Linked DNA regions of Homo sapiens: region 2 is linked to region 1. The links are chromatin loops, found by intact Hi-C in ENCODE. Cell type or tissue: MCF 10A. All regions are shown on one strand. Links, peaks and the distances in the headings refer to the core of each region. The heading gives the core; the rest is flanking DNA. Region 1 overlaps SERPINB10 (serpin family B member 10). Region 2 overlaps LOC124904356 (a long non-coding RNA gene).

What was found. Peaks named below come from ENCODE experiments on the same cell type or tissue, not always from the same donor. Only the 100,000 strongest peaks of a DNase experiment are listed, where the experiment ranks them.
Region 2: a loop joins it to region 1, with 4 times the contacts of the local background. A loop is called at or near these places in 14 of 110 quality-filtered maps.

Annotation. Positions count from the first base shown.
Region 1 is chr18:63,933,095-63,941,367 of GRCh38, reverse strand. It overlaps SERPINB10 (serpin family B member 10), which reads right to left. Exons shown (of 8, transcript NM_005024.3): 7 at 8,165-8,273; 8 at 5,257-6,530. The coding sequence ends at 6,126. Among named protein-coding and RNA genes, the nearest start is that of HMSD, 12 kb to the left of the region's middle. RefSeq lists an enhancer at 672-1,172. In MCF 10A, for the core only: a CTCF peak has its summit at 5,032 (motif pointing right); a DNase peak (open chromatin) is centred at 5,057.
Region 2 is chr18:63,878,351-63,886,623 of GRCh38, reverse strand. LOC124904356 (a long non-coding RNA gene) reads left to right here. Exons shown (of 3, transcript XR_007066466.1): 3 at 1,167-1,338. Among named protein-coding and RNA genes, the nearest start is that of SERPINB2, 5.2 kb to the left of the region's middle. In MCF 10A, for the core only: no CTCF peak of the experiment used is centred there; a DNase peak (open chromatin) is centred at 3,753.

The DNA.
Region 1 (8,273 bases), core at 3,732-6,231:
CTTTGATGATGGTGACGTGCAGGTGGGGTTTTGGTATAGATGTCCTTTCTCTTTGTTAGTTTTCCTTCTAACAGTGAAGACCCTCAGCTGCAGGTCTGTTGGAGTTTGCTGGAGGTCCACTCCAGACCCTGTTTGCCTGGGTACCACCAGCAGAGGCTGCCAAACAGCAAATATTGCAGAATGGCAAATGCTGCTGCCTGATCTTGCCTCTGAAAGCTTTATCTCAGACGGGCACCAGGCCGTATGAGGTGTCAGTTGGCCTCTACTGGGAGGTGCCTCCCAGTTAGGCTATTTGGGGGTCAGGAATCCACTTGAGGAGGCAGTCTGTCCGTTCTCAGATCTCAAACTCCGTGTTGGGAGAACCACTACTCTCTTCAAAGCTGTCAGACAGGGATGTTTAAGTCTGCAGAAGTTTCTGCTGCCTTTGGTCATCTATGCCCTGCCCCTAGAGGTGGAGTCTACAGAGACAGTCAGGGCTCCTTGAGCTGTGGTGGGCTCTTCCCAGTTTGAGCCTCCTGGTGGCTTTGTTTACCTACTCAAGCCTCAGCAATGGCGGGCACCCCTCCCCCAGCCTCGCTACCACCTTGCAGTTCGATTTCAGACTGCTGTGCTAGCAGCGAGCGAGCCTCCGTGGGCGTGGGACCCTCCCAGCCAGTCGCGGGATATAATCTCCTAGTGTGCCATTTGCTAAGACCATTGGAAAAGTGCAGTATTAGGATGGGAGTGACCCGATTTTCCAGGTGCCGTCTGTCACGGCTTCCCTTCGCTAGGAAAGGGAATTCCCTGACCAATTGCGCTTCCCGGGTGAGGTGATGCCCCACCCTGCTTCAGCTTACACTCAGTGGGCTGCACCAACTGTCCTGCACCCACTGTCCAACAAGCCTCAGTGAGATAAACCCGGAACCTCAGTTGAAAATGCAGAAATCACCCATCTTCTGCGTTGCTCACACTAGGAGCTGTAGACTGGAGCTGTTCCTATTGGACCATCTTGGAACCTGATCTCTCCTAAGTTTTGTATTTTTAGTAGAGACAGGATTTCACCATGTTGGCCAGGATAGTCCCAGTCTCTTGACCTTATGATCCACCGGCCTCCGCCTCCCAAAGTGCTAGGATTACAGGCGTGAGCCACCACGCCCGGCCATATCTTCAAATATCTTAGTGGAGGGTCAAGCACTGAGGCTGGAACATATTTTTCCGGCACTCAGCAACCCGCGCCTCAGCTTACAGACTGGTAACAACCAAGTGGTGAAGAAGATTCCTTATCTCTAGTGGCTTCCATTCCCTGAACTGAAATAATAGATCTGGAATTGAAGAAAATTCACAGTCCATCAATATAAATGCAAATTGCTTTTTTCTCCCCCTTACTGGAATTTCATGGAAAAATTCTGAATAAATTTACCTCTCTTGTTCCCACAGTTAAGAATCAAAATAATTCATTTTTGAGGGAAAAGGACTCAGCGATGCAATGAGGCCATGCTCTCCTGCTCCACTCTAGATTTCTATTGTACTGTTTTAAAAAGAGAAAAAGTGATTGTATTTTTTAAACCACAGACCATCTTTTACATTTAGATGCTTAGATATTTTCTAAATCCTTCCCACATCAAATCTTTTCATCCCTTGAAATCCCTTCTTCACTAAATAACAGATTTGGGAAACAATATAAACAAACCATTTACTAGTTGTCCATAACTTCATTTATTAGACTTTTATTGTACTGAGCACTGCAACAGGCCATAAGGAAGTTAAGAAACAAAACTAAATAAAATATGTACCTTCTTTTTCTCTGTATCTCAGATGAATGGGAAAGACAGGTTGTATTTACAATAGAGTGGACAGCGGCTTTAATGGAGCAGGTACACAGCAGTATGAGAAGAGAATGATGGAAACAGTAGCTCTGGGGACTCGGGATGAATCCACAGTAGCATCAGTTGAGCTGAGTCTTATAGGATGAGTGACTTTACAGATGGAGAGTGGAGAAAGAATATGTTAGGCAGAGGGGACATATTTCTAAAATGTGGTTGTGAAAAGGTTTGTAGCAGGTGAAGAATGGGTATATTTTGAGGGTGGAATAGAAGGTGTATACTGGGGAGTGGCACATGGTGACATTGAATGAGGTTAAACCCAGTCAGTAGGTCAAGCCTAAACTGGGAAAGATTCTGTCTGCCATTCTAAGAAATTTGGGGCTTATTCTTTGAGCAATGGAAAACCATTATAGAATTAAAACCAGAGAAGTGGCATGATAGCATGATTTATTGATTTCTCTCTCTCTCTCTCTCTCTCTCTCTCTGTCTGATTTACTTTAATGTCAATACTTAGGATGCAGGAGGAGACCAGAACACAAGTATTTTGGGCCTAAGCCCAGACAGTAGCAATGCTGATGCCAAGAACTCATTAGAAGGCAGAAATCACAGGAGCTAATGACCAAGTTGATTTTGGGGGAGAGGGCAAGGAAAAGAGCAGATTACTATATGACTTAGTTTTTTAACATACATAATTGGATAAATGATGACCTTATTAACAGAGAGAGAGAACATGGGGGAAAGGAGTAGCAAGTAAAAATGCCTGGAGACAGAAGTAAAGACTAAGGTATGGTGTAGAGGCACCAAGTGAAGTTTCAGGAGACACAAATTGGCCCAGGCAGCTTGCATATAAATAAGACATTGGTCTGATGAAAGAAGCCTAGATGATGATGCCAATATTTATTTATTTAGAGATAAGGTCTTTACTCTGTCTTCCAGGCTGGAGTGCAGTGGCACAATCATGGCTCACTGCAGCTTTGGCCTCCTAGGCCTAAGTGATCCTCCCTCAGCCTCCCAAGTAGCTGGGATCACAGACATGCACCACCATGCCCGGCTAATTTTTTTTTCTCTTTTGTAGAAACAGGGTCTCACTATGTTGCCCAGGCTGATCTCGAACTCCTGAGCTCAAGTGACCCTCTCACCTTTGCCTCCCAAAGCGCTGTGATTACAGAAATGAGCCACCATGCCCAGCAATGCCAACATTTAAGATATGGCTTCAGAAAGAGGACATAGCAAAAAGGATGTAAAAAAGGAGAAGATACAGAAAAAGCTGGACAAAGAAAAAGAAGGAGGTGAATAGTATCAGCAGCTGCTACTAGAGGAAAAGGAACATTAAGATTGAAGAGAGCCCACTTCTCAGTATTCTAGTCACTACTTACCTTAGTGAGAGTGGTTGGGATAAAAATCAAATTGAATTGGATTGAGATATAAAAGGGAAAAGTGAAGACAGCCCTCTTCGACTACTCTTTCAAGAAACCTAGCCATGAGGAACTAGAGAGAGCATGCTGTCTACAGATAGAGGGAAGCTGGAACAAGGATAGTATGGTAAGGACAGATGGCATTTACCATGTCTTTTGCCTTCTGAATAGTGACAATCAGAAACAGCAGGTAAAATACTAGGAAATTAGGGAAATGTCTTTGATTTAATGAAAAACCTAAACTAAAAAATGTATGGAAGAGCTGTTTAAAAAGGAGGATGGACAGGACCTGGGGATTGTTGGGTAGGAGGGTGAGGAAGGAGAAAGCTGGCATGATTTGCAGACTTACTGACTTGGACAAGCCAGTGAATGGCAGTGACAATAAGCAAGATTGGGGAAAGAGGAAACTGAATGAATTTGGAAGAGAAAATGAATTTCGTTTTTGACATGCTAAGGTTATATGGAAAGTTCAGGGGAAGTTTGGGAGGCAAAGGTGGGAAGGTCACTTGAGCTCAGGAGTTCGAGACCAGCCTGGGCAACATAATGAGACCCTTTCTCTACAAAAAAAGAAAAACTTAGTGGTCCTCAACAAATCGATATAGTTGAAGTCACGGGAATGGAGTGATTTTCCAGAGGGTGTGTGAAGAGCACCAGAGCCCTAAGAACGCCAAAATATAAGCGGTCAATAGAGGAAAAAAGAGCCGGAAAAAGACACTTGGAGAGGCAAGAGAGGCACAGAAAGAACTAGATAAGAGAGTTACTGAAAACAACAAATAAAAGGAGGAGGACTTTTGAGGAGGAAGTTGAGCAGTTTGGGGAGATGACCAGGTTCATATGGGATCACAGAGTGCGTGGCCATAGTTAAGTGGCAGTAAAAGTGCCTAGATTCGAGCGGGTGTAGAATCTTGTGGGTTGGGGGTTAGCCGGGCATCTAGGAGGAACTGAAAGCTGCAGATGTGTGGACAGATGATGGTGCAGGTACCGATGACCAGGAAGCTGAGCCAGATGCTGAAATCCGGAGATGTCGGGAAAAGAGCAGAGGCTCCCGTGTGGTCTAGGAGCTGAGTCAGACGGAGAAATACAGGGCTCGGAGTCCCTGAAAGCAACAGGTAACTTCAGGCCCTAAAATTGGGGTAGCCCCGGCCTCGAGGTGATCCCTGCCCGAGCCTAGCGCCGGTTCTGGGCCAGGGCGCGTGGGGTGTAGGAGCGATGGGCGATGCTACCCGTAGCTCCGTGGAGAGATGGGGCCGGTGAGGCATCCCTAGGGCCACCCCCCCCAACTCCGGGGGGAGTTCCTTCCTCCGGGCTCTGAGCACCAGCTGATGGCGCCCTCCTGAGCCCCTGCCTCCCCACACCGTGTTCTTCCCTTCCGCGCTGGCCTTGCGGGAACTCGCCCGCCCCTGCTAGGGCTCCGCCCCACGGGCGGGCGTGGGTTTCACTCGGAAGCTCTTTCAAGGATTCTGCGCCGCTTGCATTCTGCGGGGCTGGACTGTGTCCGCGGAAGCTCCCCCATCCCCTCAGCCAACCCCGTGCTCCCCTCGAGGGCTCCTGGGAGGACTGGGCTGGCAGCGGGGGTGGGGGTCGCAGGATGCCACGGGTAGGAGGTCATGGGGGGAGGATCACCTTGATGTCCACTTCGGGGAGAGAAGGGTCAAGGGACACCTCATACACCCTAAGGAGACCATCTATTAGTTCCCGCCATAGCGCCCCGTTTATTTCCGTCACCTCACCGATCACCAGCTGTAATTAGAATTAGGTGTTGTTGAGGCTGTGGTTCGCTCTCCACGTCCACTAGAATTAGTCACCAGGAGGTGGCAGCCGAGGCACACCGCGTTCCCCCGCCCTGGACCAGTGTTAGAGGCGACGCGCTCAGGCCTTCTGTGCGGACCCGGAAGGAAGGTCAGGTCCCGGGGCCCGAAAGGAAGAGGCAGCAGCCGAGGATGGGCGCCCAGGAGGAGGAACGCGCGCTGCATTGCGCTCGCCGGGGCTAAGGCTACTGGGGGATGTTGGTATTGAGTATTTCAGCCATCCATAATGACTATTTTTAATAAAACTTTTATTTTGGAATAATTTTAGATTGGCAGAAGAGGTGCAGAGATAATACAGCTAATTCTCATATACTCCAGTACAGTTTCCCCAAGTGATAACATCTTACATGACCACGGTACATTTGTCAAAACTAGGGCACCAACATTGAGAGATTGCTACTAGCTAAACTTCAAATTTCATTTGGATTTCACTAGTTTTTTAAGCTAATGTCAATATAAGTATTTTTTAAATAGCAGAAAAAGGGGGTTTAGTTTTACAATCATAATTTATGAGCCACCAAAATGATTTTTTTGAGACAGGGTCTTGCTCTGTTGCCCAGGTTGGAGTGCACTGGTGTGATCTTGGCTCACTGCAGTCTCAACCTCCTGGGCTCAAGCAATCCTCCTACCTCAGCCTCCTGAGTAGCTGGGAACACAGGTGTGCACCACCATGCCGGGCTAAATTTTTGATCAAAACGATATTCTTGAGAAACTTCGTATTTATCAATATCATATCACCTTTATAAAGATTTTTTTTCATTTAATGATGTATATGAAATATATGATAACAAGTATCATGGATATTGCAAGTGATCAAGAATTGTAAGGCATTCAGTTGAATAGCATAGTACTTCTGAAATGTAAATGAAAGTCACATTAGACAAAATGTTAACGTGTTAAAAATAAAAATCGTCATTCTCTCCAGCTGTACAGATATGACAGGATCATTAGAATGCATTATTTCAAGATCTATTTACTTATATTCAAATGTGAAAAAGGTTTAGACTACAAACTCATTTTTGTGAAAATTGTGCTTTTCCATCTCATGGTACATTTTTCACACTGTAAGATGGTCTTGTTTGTTGAGAGATATGCAGGATTTAGGGGGAGCATAATCTTCCATAAAAAAGAATGGTGTTGGTTTTATTGTGCCTGATGAAGAAGAGGAATGGGTGATTTGCATTGAATTCAATGGATGGGACTCTAATTCGTATATCTATCTCACTCCCACTGCCAGCTGCAGCTTCAGTACCTTGTTCATTTATTTCCACAAAAGCCTTATGGAAAACATTGGACAAAAATAGGTTTCTTGCTGAAGACATTCCTGAGAAATCAGCTTTGCTTTGGCTGAAGGCATCACTCATCCCCATACTGCTCAGGGTTGACTTGAGATCATAACTGTCTTCCAGCTTGAACTTGGGAAGGTGTAGCTGCACTTCATACAACTCCATCATGTCTGCACTGGTCCACTCATTCAGCTTCTCATAGGTGATGGCCTTTTCCAGCTGCCCATTTGGAACCAAGAAAGAAAGAATCAGTAATTCCAAAGTGGAATGAAAAACAGTAGTAGAGAGAGCACCCTAGGAATTACATAGGTGAATTATGATCACTCCCGTTACTCAGGGTGACAACACACACACATCTGGAAATCCTTTGGTTGTATAATGTTGACCTTCAAAATCTTTTTTCTGCAGATTAATTGCTATCCGGATATAGGAGAATTAGAGTTTAATTCAAAATGGAAGTACTTCTGCTATAGTATGCAAGACATCAGCTATACACTCAAATACATAAATATAAATATACATTTAGATGTTAGCTATACAAAAGCATATACTCTAGTTCAAGTTGTAAGCCAAGGCACAAAAAATCTTGTTTATCGACATGGGAGACAGCTCTTTGAAAACAAAATTTGGAATAAAATAACACGTCTATACTCTAATCAAAACAACGTGAGATTAATAATTATAGACTAAGTCAAAAAAGAAAGAAAAGATAAGAAAATCCTCCAAATCTCAAAAGTAATTATTTTACAGTGAGTTTAAGGATGCTTTCCCTCTTCTTTATATTTTAAATTTTTAAAATGATAAATATGTGTGTACATACTATATATGTATGTATATATGTATACACAAAAATACACATGTATATATGTGTATGTTTGATTTTTTAAATGACATGTTTGTTTCAATGCACATGCATCTTCTAGACGGAAGTTTTGGCTGTCAATGGCATACCTGTAAACCACTTACATTAATAACATGACAGTATCTTCAGCTCAGGAAATTGCACTTCTAGGTTTTTATCTTACAAGGGCTTGACTCTGATGGTTATTTGTCCACACTGGTTTTATTTTCACTATCCTCTCCAGTTTCACAAATTTTATGACATAATTTGGAAATATTTTCTACATACTAGTAGGATCGTGGAAACTTATAAGTATTAAGAGTCTGACACATGTGAAAAATTAGACACTGTGCAAAGAAAGACAGGCCATCCGTTGCATGAGACTCATGTTCAGTTTAGGCATGCAAATTGCTCAGAAGCATGGTTTGACAAAAGTTGTGTCCAGATTAATAGAAATTTAGCTGGTAAACAGCTTAAATAATTCTTGAAGACAGTATTGATAGAGACTTTTTCTCCTGAAGGTTGCTTACTTGATAAAAATGTTCAACAAATAAGTTTTGGAAGACAGCTTGATGTCTGCGTACGTGTGTGTATACTAATGCAAATGGTTAAAATATTAATTTCAAATTACATAGGTCCTACCAGAGGGAAACCTAGACTGATTGAAAGATGGTTATGATCAATCCACACAGTTCTGTGACTGACAAGGTATATTTGTATCTGTTGTACATGTGGCTATGTGTGTGATGACCCCAGGCTGGAGCTGTCTATACATTGCCTAACCTTTCTGAGGAACAGTAATATTAATTTTATAGAGTGTTGTAAAGTTTAAATAATATTGTGAAGGTGAAGTGCCTAGAACTCAAGGTACATTGGTGACCTTTCTCTATAGGAATTAAATAATAGGGAGAACATTCTTCCTGAGGACAATTGGGAGAAACCTTGGCCAAGCAGTTCTTTTCTTAGTAAACACTGGAAACACCCTCACATCAGACACACTGATGTTATTTACCTGTTCCAGCCCATTAATGTCTTCTGGCAGTAGTATAAGCAGGCTGAGGTCACGGCTTTTGTAGTAGAGTTGAAGGCCCACTGCTTTTGGCTTTTCTATGTGAAAAATG
Region 2 (8,273 bases), core at 2,328-4,827, 53 kb after region 1:
TTTTTGTTTTTGTTTTTGTTTTTTTGAGATCGAGTTTCACTCTTGTTGCCCAGGCTGGGGTGCAATGGCGTGATCTCTGCTCACTGCAACTCCCGCCTCTTGGGTTCAAGTGATCCTCCTGCCTCAGCCTCCTGAATAGCTGGGATTACAGGTGCCCACCACTACGACTGGCTAATTTTTGGTATTTTTAGTAGAGACGGGGTTTCACCATGTTGGCCAGGCTGGTCTCAAACTCCTGACCTCAGGCAATCCGCCCACCTCGGCCTCCCAAAGTGCTGGGATTACAGGTGTGAGCCACCGGGCCTGGCCTGTTTAACTGTTTTTTAACCACACATTGACAGCTCAACAAGTTGGGACAGATATCAATGTACCTAGAACTTCCACCACCCTTTCCTTCACTCACTTTTCAGGTGCTACTCTTTCTCACCGTATTATTTTCATTCCAGTTATTCTCAAGAGGAATGTCATGCTTCTTTCTCCCCACTGACTCACCTGTGAGGTTTGATTCACACCCCATAACTTCCATGGAGTCCATTCTGACTCTTACAACCCTCAGTGAACTTCTACGTAGAACTGCAACTTTCAGAGTTCAGGATGTGGTATAGGAATCTTATATATTCTGACAGTATCATCTGAGTTAGGATCTATCCACAAATATATACTTGGTTTCCCTTGAGCAGCAAGAACAGTGGTGAGCATCAAGCAAATTCTTACCAAATATTTTTAATGGGTGGAGTAACATGCTAAAACTCTCTAGAGAGGCCCTATACTGTGGTGAACAAGGATATGAATACTGAGAGACTCAGAAAAGTCTCAGACTCAGAATCTTCTTTTTGCCATTTACTAGTTGTATAATCTTGCACGTATTTCTCAACTACTCTAACTTCTAATTTTCTAATAATTCTATACAGCTGGTACTGTTGATTGCCTACCCCAATCAATGCCTTTCTGCTACCCTTCTTCCTAATTTTCTTCGGGTATTATTCAGAGAGCCCTTGATCTCAGGAAAGGAAAGCCTAGCTGCCAGTCTTGTAGGGGGTGTGTGTGTGTTGGGCAGGGTGGGGGTGGGTTGGAAATGGGTGGACATATAAACCCAATTCTGGACAAAGCGTTTTGGGAGAAATCCACTGGGGAATGTTTGGCAAAAGGTTTTCTTTCCTTAACAGAAGAAAGCATGAAGAAAGAACCTCCATATCTATACCATCCCTTCCTACCCAACTTTGAGCATGGTTGTGCGAGGATGTGATGCCAGAAGATGCCACAGTCACAGTCATATTTCAACCATATAGGAAGACTGAGAAATTTGCAGCGATCCCAAACAAGAGCTCTGACATTGGCCAGTGCTAGAAACCACCTACCTCTAGTTTTTGTTCTTGCTGTTGCTGAGATATTATAATAAACAAGTCTGTATTGTTTAAGCAGCATTCGACGCTATGGGTTCTCTGTCATTTGCAGCCAAAAGCATTCTAAATAATACAGGCTGCTGTGAATAATCAACGAGATGATGCCTGCCAAGTCCTTAGCAGATTCTCGTTGGTAGTGAGTGCCGCATAATATTAGCTGATATATAATAGGGTGACTCTTAGTGTCCGGTTTGGGAGCTGCCTTTCTGCCTAGATTAGAGCAATTTATGAGCTCTAGTATAAGAAGACTAGACTTTCACACCTCAAACAACTAGAGAGACTTGTAAAAGATAATATGTAACTTAAACCCAAATTGAGTGGTGCTAATAGTAAGTATCATAGAAAGAAGGGAAACGATTGATAATGTGTGTTAGGGTCTTGAGCAAAGAGCTGAGATAAATGAAAAATAGACAATAGAGAGAGGAAGGCACTAATATTATAGAAGTGGGAAGCAAAGATCATCGAATAGCTTCCTGAGGTCTGTCTGGATCCGAGTTGGTGTTATAGAGGAGGAAAGGAGAAAAGGAACAGATCTTATAGAGGAGGAAAGGAGAAAAGGAACAGATCTTATAGAGGAGCCTTTGATCTCAGGCTGAGTTGGGATCTAAGCTAAAGGCAGTCTACTGTAAACTCTGGAGAAGGGAAGTGACTTGTAAAAAGTGGTGTTTTATGAAGAAAAATCTGAAAATTCAGAAGAGAAAGAATCTAAAGGGTGAGAAATGTATTAGGAGACTATAGCAGTCACCCAGCCAGTAGGTCAACTAGAAAAAAAGCACAGTCACTAAAGAGTGTTCCTTACCAATAGAAAATACATCAGATTAAGCTTTCTCAAATAACCTGAAATAATACAGGCAACAATTGCAGAGCAGGTCACTCCTACGGAATATGAGATTAATGAAACAGAAAGTGTCTTATTTTCTAGGAAAATGTATACAAGATAATCATAAGGGGGAAATGAAAGGAAATAAAATTATATGGACAGTATGATATTAATTATATAAATACAATACATGCAGAAGAAATATTACTTAACATAATATTTCTTCAAAACATAAACAGGATTTATGTCTAAGTGGTAACTTTATAGATTTACCATTGTCTTTCTTTGTACCTTAAAAAAGTCCCACATTTTCCATAATAGGCATGCATTACTTTTAAAATCAGAAATAATTTACCAAAGTTTCTGTATTGAGGTGTTTTTTCTCTCCTGACTATCACTACAATGAATCATATATAAAGGAGAAATAATTTCCAAAAGAAGACAATAACTTTATAAGTAATAAAGTTCTAATATCTAATCTGAGACTTGCATACACTGTGCTTTTTCTTTGAAACATCTAACCAACTGTGATTGCATAACCTGTGTAGTTTACTCTTCAGTGCCTATCTTCCCTGCTGGATGGTAACAACCATGAACTCCAAGACTATAATGGTTTTCCCCAGTGGCTAGGACAGGCATTTGGCTCATATTAGGTGTTCACTTAGTGTTTGCTGAATGACTTACTCATGTTTGGCACATTGTAATGCATTTCTATCCTCTTCACTTTGAAGAGCAAACAGTGATACTTCCATAATTACCTATTTTACATGATTTGTGGATATATGGGGAATGTACAAATTAGGAAAATGCATCATTTCTGTATCAGCAGTAATATCACCACTGAAATTATCTCAAACATGATATGAATGTAGGTCAAAAGAAAGTCCTATTTTAATATAAAATTCTATATAATAACCTTATTTTTAATGACTTCCAGTTAGACATATTGAAACTATGTTAATTTATAGCAAAGATCATTAGTATTAATTAGCCTTAGTAGTTAGATAGCATGATTTATTCCAGAAATTTAAGTAGTTGTTGCTGTGAGCCGAACCAAATGGAGGTGAAGGCAGTCACCTCCATGGTGTGAATTTGGGACATCTTGGCTAAAACATTCTCCAATATACACTTTTTGAAATCTCTTTATCAGAGAATAAATTAGCAACAACACTTTGTTTGTTAACGGCTTTGGGAGAAATATTACATGTATCTAAATTCCTGTGAAGCGGGTTTTACAGAGAAAGGGGTGGTCCAGGAAGGAGTTTCGGGGTGTGTGACGAGGATAGGAGAATGAGAAGGCTTTGAATAAGCATAGGCTTAGGCCACCGGGAGGCAAGGTCCCGAGAGACAGGGCAAAGAAAACAAACCTCACCTATTTTAAGAAGTGGCCCTGGGCCAGCTATGAGTGTGAGAAAGTCTGCACATGAAGTCAGCTTTGTTAGGGAGTGTAACACCTCTGTCGAAGTACTTATCTTGTTACCAAGTGACAACCGCAACACAGATGCCAAGTTGATAGGCTATCTGAACAAAAATCCAGTGTTCTGTCATTCAGCTATTTGAGAAAGCTGATAAACTTCTTAAGACCTGTCATGACAAAAGCATGCAAGATTGCATGTCCAGAGCAGCCTCAGAACACTGTGAGTCATGAATTCACTCCTTGTACACACTGGTAAAACTCCGGGCTTACAATGGTGTGTTTCCTTGGAGGGCCTAATATATAATATTAGACTCATATAACCTTGATTCCATGCATCACTCACCTCTCCATTATCCTTGTGGATTAATTATGATTAAATGAATTATTCATATTACTTAACAAGTCTTAATTTAGTCTCTCTCTTATCTAGCATGTTCCTAGTGCATCTCAGCCAGTGTTCTAGGCCTAGGGGAAGTAGCCTATTCAGTGTTAATTGCCATAGCACGTATGTACTCAGATGACAAACAAATAACTAAATAACTAAATAAGATACATTCTAAATTCAGATGTCAATTATTTTTGTTTTATCTTCTTATGACTTTTTGTATCTTTTTTTTATTAAGGGTGGCTAAAAGAGCAGAAACAGATTGACACTTTCTACTAAAATACATATATGCATGCCCTGCAGGCAGATTTCATTTGATCCTATATAAAATAATGTGGGGAATCCCTTGATTTCTAGGAAGGAAATGGCAAGGAGAAACTAAAGGAACTTTGTGGTAGTCATGCATTTTATCTTAGGGTTGGACCAGATAATTTGCGTTGCTTTCTAATCATGACACCCTTATTTAGACTTGTAGAAAAATGAGGAGGAGGCAGAAAAAATTATTGCTCAGTTCTTCCCCTGTTGATTAGTCATAATACACTGAGTGTATGGGCAGGAAGATGAGAATGTGAATCGGATGTGAGTGGTGGGTGGGGGAAAAAGAAAGAGACAACAAAGACTCCCGCAACTCTATCTCCAGCCATGACCCCTCCCCTCATTATGGCTGCACCCATGTCCATGGTCCGAAGCTGGACACATCATGTTTCCATCATTTTCCCAGACCTGTTTGTCCTCATTCACTTCCCATTTGCCTGTTATTTATTCAAGCTAATATCGAAGCAACATCCTTGCATCTTTTGTCCTTATCAATTTCCACATCTACAATTTAACAATCATTTTAGCTTCAACATATTTTTTGAGTCAATGTGCTCCTCTTTTTTTCTAAAATTATCGCCCTGGCTCCGGTCTTCATCATCTTAGCCCTGGGTTCTGTGTTTCTGGTGTCTTGTCCCTTAATCCATAAATTTAATCTGATCCAGCAATGACTCTTCTTAAAATCTTTCAATGAGTCTCCATTAAATACAGGATATATCTTAGCTAGGTTCATATGTGTCCAAGGCCATCAGTTATCTGGCACCTCTCTAATCACGATAACCACTCTAGATGAAGTTTTTATCATAATATCTGGCACATAGGTACATAAAAATTGTTAGCATTAAGGATTACTATTTCTTTACCTTTATTAATATACTTAGAACATTGTGTCCAATTCATGCTTTTACTGTTTGTTTCCTCAATTCTCTTGAGAGCAGAAAATGTACATTTTATTTTTTATATACACAGCACTTAGTAGACTATGTGTTCACTTGGGGATGCCCGACTTAATATTTTTTGAACTCAACTGAAAACAAACTTTTGTACTTCAATTTTGATCTTCCCCAGCACTACTGAGACAGCCTCAAAGTATGGCCTTCCTGCTTTCCCCGCTTTGCTATGAGGATAGAAAACCATCTTCCAGGACAGGGAGCAGTTAAGGCTGAGTCTCATGAACTGGATTTTGGGTAAATGTTAGGATCCTGGGACTAGGAGCTTAGGGGACTTTAGGGGCAGGTGCTGGGGTGGATCCATAGGCAACGAAACAGAAACTTTGAACTTGACTGATTGCAATAGGCACAGAGTGCATCAGGCCAGCAGCAAGAGAACTCTGTCCCCACTCCTGGATTAGGGTAAGGCCTCACCAGAGATAGGATTACAAAAGTTCTAAACTGTGAGTACGTATTAAGTACTAAGGAAGAAGACAAAGAGAAAGAGAAGATGGTAAGGGTTAAAAGCAACAAAAGGAGAAGTCACAAGGGGGGAAGGCTACTCCACTTATCCTAATGTTCTAAGTTTTATATTAGATACTTGGCTATAAACAGAAGAAAATAAACCTTTTAATGACAAAAAAATTCCCAACTTTGGAAAGTGCTGCTAAACACTGTGCTCTAGCTCATAGATTGCATATGATTTGCAAGAACATTGGCTTCAGAGTGAGAGATAATTTAAATGATTTATTTGACATGTAAGTAACTAGGCTAATGAAATCAAATAAGGATAAGGAATATACTGGATTTCCTTCAGGTCAGGACTTGTGATGGCCTATTTTTTTTTTTCCTGACATTTGCTTCTAGATACTGAATCTAACCCTTCAAAGCTTTTGCTAAGATGAAGCCCGAGTCAAAGGAATTAGTACCTCCAAAAGCATGTTATTTCTCAGTGATGTTTTACTCTTATTCCCCTTCCAACACTATTTCAATCACATTTCTGGATAATTTCAATATCCAAACCCGTATGCTTGTTTCTTTTAGTATGAAAACATCGCTCACTATTCTATGGGCAAAGCTCAGAAGAGTATGATAATTTAACCTTTCTATAGCACTGCCTTCTTAGTGTCCAATGTCTCTTTGACTCAGAACTGACTACATATTATATTAGTCTCATGCCTCACCAAGCTCTGCTAAGAAACCCAAACACGTGGAGAGATAGGTAATAAATGCATCCCATTTACTCAAGAAAGGTGATAGACTTTCCCCAGCGCTCAAGTATGCATATCTTTGTGATCTTCTCCTAGAGTTATAAATGTTTGAACACTCTTAACTCCATGACAAATTCCTGTTTTCCTGGACTTGAGCACATAAAACCCATTTGAAACATTTTTTGGAAGACTTCAGCATCCATAAAGAACCTTTGGTCATCACATTTCCTAATGAAGAGTCATGACCCCTTGGGCCTTATCTCTGACTCATACTGAAATCACATTGCGTGATTTTTGATATGGCATCATAATGTTGAAGTAAGATCCTGTTTCTTCTTCTCAATGTGGAAAGATAAGCACAAATCCTGCAAGCCCAAAATTTCTTATATAGTTGTTTAAAATATAATCATGCTTATGAGTTCCAGTAGCTCTGATTAAAATAATGAAGTAGGAGAGATTTGAAAAAAGTCATACACCATATATATTTTATATATATATATAAAAAGTCATACACCATATATATTTTATATATATATATAAAACTAAAGCATTGTTATTATAAATGAAATAATGCAGGTGAAATGTTAGGCAGAATGTGTAATCAGAATAAGCCCTTGATATTATTATTATTATAGAGGTATTATTGATAATTACCTACACGTGAGTGTTAAACTGAAATCTGATAATAGCCATGTAATCTTAGGTAGGTCGCTTAACTTCTTCAGACTTCCCCTTCTTTACATTGTAATGCCCCCATTATAATGTCTTTCAATGTACATTATCTTATTTAATCATTTCAACAATTGTTTGAATGAGATAAATGTTGTACAGCTGAAGAAGCAGACATGTAGAGTGGTCAAGGGAGTTGCCTCATTATTAATGAATTGTGACAGAGTATATTCGACCCAGATGTTTTAGGCCAATGCTCTTTCCACTGATAATACCTTGCTTGCTCATTCCAATTTTACTATGTGTGATTCCATTTCTGTGATTGCTTAAGGAGCTGTTAGAACCTCAAAGACAGAGATAATCGCTCTTCCTGATTTTGATTTTGATCTTGATTTCCCCAGGGCCTAGCGTTGTCATTAGAAAATGGTAAGTCCTCAAGACATTTGCCAAATTGAATCTTCTCTTAGTCACGCTGCCTCTGATCAGACATTATCTGACATCCCACCCCTACTTGTGCCTGGGTTTTGCCTGAGATTGGGTGCTGCCAGAAAGTGGAGTTAAGTCTTTGATTGGTATCTCAGTAAATCTCATATACAGGAAGGAGGAACTAGAAAGAGGATAAGATTATAAATGTTAAAGAAGTAGTAGTCAATCATTTTGAGTGAGACAGTGGATATTTGGTAATATTTTATGGGTGGTGCAGTGATGTTTTGCACGTAGACAAAATTATTAAATGATCTCATTTTATCATGGTCCCAGAGTAACCTTGTCTGAGGTTTGCAATTTGTCTGAGGATGGTATTTTGTTTATGTGGTTTATGTCTTCTAGGTAAGTACCATGGTCTAACTGTGTCAGTCCAGCTTACAAATATCAGCAGATGCTGCTCTTTTTTTTTTTTTCTCTCAACTGACAAACAGCATTTTGTTTCTGGAGCAACGAACTTCACATGCATTCAAGAATTGCGTAATGTGCTCAAAAGATTACAAAAGATGATATCTCATCTTCTTGGGTTCAAGCAGACTTGTTTAATTAATTTCTATTAAGGAAAGGGTCAACTCCAAGTATTACTATATTTGGTTGGTTGGTTGGTTGGTTGGTTGGTTAGACGGGAGGAAGATGATCAT